2 separate regions of the Mus musculus genome follow, and region 2 is linked to region 1. A link is a loop called in an ENCODE intact Hi-C map of the cell type or tissue named here. Cell type or tissue: left cerebral cortex. All regions are shown on one strand.

What was found. Hi-C counts contacts between places; a loop is a spot of excess contacts. Peaks named below come from ENCODE experiments on the same cell type or tissue, not always from the same donor. Only the 100,000 strongest peaks of a DNase experiment are listed, where the experiment ranks them.
Region 2: it touches region 1 in a loop (2.7-fold over the local background); 2 of 42 quality-filtered maps call a loop at or near these places.

What each region holds. Positions count from the first base shown.
Region 1 is chr3:84,154,786-84,157,285 of GRCm38, reverse strand. Mnd1 (meiotic nuclear divisions 1) reads left to right here and starts at 1,500. Exons shown (of 8, transcript NM_029797.3): 1 at 1,500-1,624. The coding sequence starts at 1,622. In left cerebral cortex, a CTCF peak has its summit at 1,531 (motif pointing right); a DNase peak (open chromatin) is centred at 1,485; H3K4me3 peaks cover 1,102 bases.
Region 2 is chr3:83,914,994-83,917,493 of GRCm38, reverse strand. All of the region lies in intron 26 of Tmem131l (transmembrane 131 like), which reads left to right. Among named protein-coding and RNA genes, the nearest start is that of Tlr2, 75 kb to the right of the region's middle. In left cerebral cortex, a CTCF peak has its summit at 1,537 (motif pointing left); DNase peaks (open chromatin) are centred at 236, 1,540 and 2,146.

The DNA of each region.
Region 1 (2,500 bases):
AACCCACCCTGCTGAGCACACAGCACTCAGATTGTTTCTTTCCATAAGCCCACACGCCTCTAGGGACTGACACAGCTCATTTTACTTCTCAGCTGGTCTGTTCACCGTACAACAGAAGCTCTAATTGGTTGACTTTTTGCTCAAGTATTTGACTGACTCTGTGCTTTGACCTCAGTCTTTAAAACACATAAATTATGTGCATAGATGAGCAACCAACCACACTTCACCATCACCTGGGAACTTTCAGTAAAGATTTCAGGTCTAATATAGGTTGACCAAAAAGAAAATGACTAAAATTGCTTGCATTTGTATAGTTGTTACTTGATTGGATAAACTTATTTTTATTGTAATAATAATAATAACATAGGAAGAGGAGGAGGGGGAAGGGAGAGAGAGAGAGAGAGAGAGAGAGAGAGAGAGAGAGAGAGAGAGAGAGAGAGAGAGACTTGCTGTCAGGAAGCCCTGTCCTGAAAACCTAGGATTGAAAAAAAAACTTAAAAAAGTAACTGTGATAAAGAGCAAATTAAGAACTCTAGAAAAGCGTTAATAAAGTGGATGTGATGAAAACTCTGTGTCACATAATTGACAGGAACATCTCTGCTATATGCCTGTTGTCAGGGTATGAGCATGGCAAGCAGGTTTGGATACATACTCACCCCCATCCCCGACTATTGCTCTCCTTTGTAAATGCTTTGGATGATTTTTGCTAATCACGTTTATCCTATCTTATAAAATAAAGGTTTTAGTGAAACTTTGAGAGACAGATTCACTAGTAGTTGCAAGAAATAATTTAGAAAGCTCCCACATACTCTTTATTAAGGTCTGACAGTCAGCAGCACTAGAATATTTACGTTTCATTTGTAATGCAGAACACCTGCACTACTCTGTACACTCTCACCGCTCTGTATCAGAGGACTTTTTAAGGCTAGAGGTTGGTGCTCGCCTTTAATCCCAGCATTTAGGGAGCAGCAGCAAGCAAATCACTGAGTTCGAGGCCAGCTTGGTTTACAGAGAGAGCTCCAGGGCAGCCAAGGCTACACGGAGAAACCTTGTCCCAAAAAAGCCAAATAATAAAATTAAATAAGACAAAAATAAAATAAAATAGAAAAAGAATTTCTTTTCTAAATGTACTCGTTTCTTGCAGCCAAAGCCCCATATTTTTTTTTTTAAGCTAAAAGAACACACTTAAAAGCGAAGACTCAAAAGTTGCCTTTTAAAAAGAAAACTAAAAGCTACATTGAACACTTAAGTAGTAAGCAACTCTGCAACCCCAGAGGCACGGGAAGGGAACAGAAGCCTTCCCTGCTCCAGCTCCCACGCCAGGCCCCAACTTTTCCTTTCTGCCTACAGGCTGCCCAACCCAGACTGGTCCATCTGGTCTCAGTCCGGCCCTGCCCATCTCAGGCTCCTCCCCTACTGGACCTGCCCATTATTTCAGGCCGCGCCCCTCACCGCCCTGCCCATCTTCTCAAGCCCCGCCCAGGCTCGGCTCCTCCCTCGGGTCCCGCAGTCCTACCAGGGCCGCCAGGGGTCGTTGCATCTCCCCTGCACTTCCTCCGGTCCTTCCCACCCCACGCGGTTGTTGGCGCCAGACTCAAACAGGGAGGCCGCCTCGCGCAGCATGGTAAGAGCGAGGCTCCGACGCGCGCACCTCTGGGCTTCGGGGCCGCGGCAGCAGGGGTTGTGCCTGGCCAGGCCTTGTGAGGTTGGCCCCGCGCCCACTGCTGCGCCCGAGCCCTGATGGCGGCCTGCGCCGCCCTGGTTCCGAACCGGAGCGTTCTAGAACCGAATCCAGAAGCCCCGCAAGTTGGACCGATCCGCGGCTCCCGACCGAGAACCCCAGGGCGCACGCGCTGCGGAGTTGGCCACTGAAGTGTTCAGTGCCCTTCGGTTCTCCTGGAATTAGAACCCGGGGCCTTTTACTTGCTTGGCACGGCGCTCCCCTTTTTCAGCTGCACCCCACCACTGTACTTAGTATGCTAACAGGAGCCGCCCAGATCACTCCGCCTTTAGATCATGGCAGTGACACCCCCACCCCACCCCGCACCCCCGCCTTTAAGGGCAGGGTAGGACGCCCCACCCCCCACCCCAGCCTCCCCCACCCCCCACCCCACCCTGCTCTCTGCGGGCCAATCCTGGTTTACTACCAATCGCCGTTGTCTATTCGGACTTAATGACTCTCTGCCCTTTGGATCGTTTTTTTTTTTCAACTACCTTCAAAGTTTTGTGTCATTCTTTCCACTTTTGGCGACAGAGTATCAACGAGTCGCTAGAGTGACCCCAGATTTTAATATCTTAATTTAGTTAATTTTGGTCGTCACACAGGGTGGACAAGGATCAGGTCGTTGGGCATTTATTTGAAAAAAAAAAAATTGCCCAGCTGTAATTATAACTGATAACGGCTTCTTTGTGGTTAAACTAACAGACGGGCCACCTGGGCATGCAATGGCCCAAGGAGCCCAGGACCAGATTCAAAACAACAGTGTTACCAGTGTTTGGT
Region 2 (2,500 bases), 240 kb after region 1:
TATATTCCAGGCTGTTCAACCTTACATAAGAAGCATGACTCTTGCTTAAATTAAATGGAAGTACTGTAAATATGTAAACCATAGACATTTCACAGTGGATTTATAAAGGCACAGGAACGTGGATGTAATCAAGCAGCAAGACTAAGGCTGGCCTACAGGGTTCTGGAAAGCCCTGGAGGGAGTAGCATCTTGTACAAGCATAGCACACAGAAAGGTCAAAGAAGGCAGGCAGCAAGCACTGCAGAATCTCCAAAAGGACCCAACAGGGCCGACAGCTGGGAGTGTCTAGGGAGCCCATCTGGTTGAAAGGCAGGCACCCACAGGGAAACATGGGCAGGAAGGCTCTTGAGCTCTCCATATTGGGACTGCCAGGCAGGAGTTAGGAATAGGGGTTACCTCTATGGAGCTGGACCTGTAGTAGCCTGACTTTATTACTCAGAGTTCTCTATATACATATGCACATATGCATTATGTATGTATACATATATGTATTATGAATATATATGAACTGATAAAATGAGGATATGAATATATACACATGCATGCATATGTATACACATATATAGTATATGTTTATATTTAGACTGACTTACCAGATGTGGTCTATATAGTCCAACAAGGGCTGTGTCACAGTGCAGTCTGAGAATCCTGGAGTTGTTTAGTCCATGAGAGTGAATATCCCTGCTGTCCCAATCTAGTGCTGGGGTCCCAGAGGACTCCTTGACAGCTGCTGGTTTTCAGTCTGTGTTGGAATCCTGAAGGAGTTGAATTTAATACCGGGCATAGCGTCTGAATAGACGAATTCAGCAGCAAGATTGAGAGCAAGAGCTTCCTCTCCCCGTGTCCTTTTATGTGGGCTGTCATCGCAGGGCCCAGATTTAGGGGATGCTACCTAACGTGATCCAATCAAGAAAATCCCTCACAGGTGTGCCCAACTTCTGTGGCTTCAGTTGATCCCAGACGTAGGTCAGAGTGACAATCAAGGTCTGCAGTCACACTTTCTCTACGGCATGAGCAAAGGTGTGGCCTGAATCTAAGTACTGGGTGATGTAGGGGTGCATGCGAGGCAGAGGAACAGATGCAGGAAGGGACGCAGAAACCACGTTTTGGAGTTGAGTATGGAGCCAATGACGCCAAGGTTCCTGTGGTCTCATGTCGCCCTGAGAGGCAGAGGTGATGCTGCTGGCTCCCTCTGCCACACACATGTACCAGAACCCTACACCGTGCCAGATGAGCCTTGGGCCAGATGAGCCTTGTGTATGCTGCCCCTTCATTATGAGGTTTTTTTGTTTTTTGTTTTGGTTTGATATTTTCTCCCATTCATCTCAACCATCAAATCATTTGAGGACTTCACTGGCCCCTGATCAGTCCTGTGCCTGCATACACTCTGGGTCTGTGCAGCTTTCAGCCATCTGCACGCAGTGTTGGCAGCTTGCTTAGCAGACTGCAGGACCAAAGATTTGGGGAATTCAGAATGGACTTTGGGACCCAAGGATGTGCCCTTGGTTGCAAGGTAGATATTCTGGTGCCATCATGTGGCTGACCTTGGTCATTGCCTCGGTGTTTGTGTCCTGATTCCGTGGGTTTGTTCCTTCAGGTCAGTGGAAGCTTTCTGCACCACACTGTCCATTAGAGAGAGTCACTCAGGGAGCAGCCCTCGGTGAGCACTGTGTGCATGCAGTTTGCAGGGTTTTTTTCTTGCTCATTCTTAGTGCCTGACTTCATAGCTTCTATAAATCTGTTGTGCACAGACAACTAGCTCTCTCTGTTGACAAGGAGGGTGAAGACCTGGCTTGGAAGCCATAGACTAAGCCTTAGCTCTGGGTTTTTATTTTCTCTTAAATGCTTTGTTTGTTTGTTTGTTTTAGAAAAGCAATTTTGATCACAGAAACATTAAAAGGAAAGGGGGGAGAGATGTATTATGTATCTAAAATGTAATGTTTTTTGAATGAGATCTTTAGCTTTTTTTTAGTGTAAGATAGTTAAGAGTAACTATTACTGCGTGTATATGGAAGTTGTAATCCTGATTTTCTCATGTGGTTGAGTATTGAGTGGGAAGATGCTACTCCATCCTCCTTCTGCAGGCTGCCTCTCCTCTTCACTTCATAAATAACTCTGTGATGAATGATTCGTTCTGACTCACCGTGATGGCTGCAGGCAGGACTGACTGGTTCAGCTTCCTCATTGTCAGGCTGCCTTCCAGGAGGGTGACTCCAGGTGACTTTCTCCTGGGTGGCAGTTGAATGAGCTGGCCTCATTCTCCCTGAAGCATCATTTGTGTCAACAATCTTCTGTTGTTGGGTTCAAGGCCCCCACATGCTAATAAGCTCATGCCCTACCTCTGAGCTATACCCCTAGGCCAGTTAGCAAAATATTGGACATGTGATAGATGAGCAAGGGTGTTTGGTTTGGGGGTGTTGTTGTTGATTTGGGTGATGGGACTTGGATCCAGGACTACTTCTGGGTGGAAACAGTTGTGTTATCTTTTTATTTTATCTAG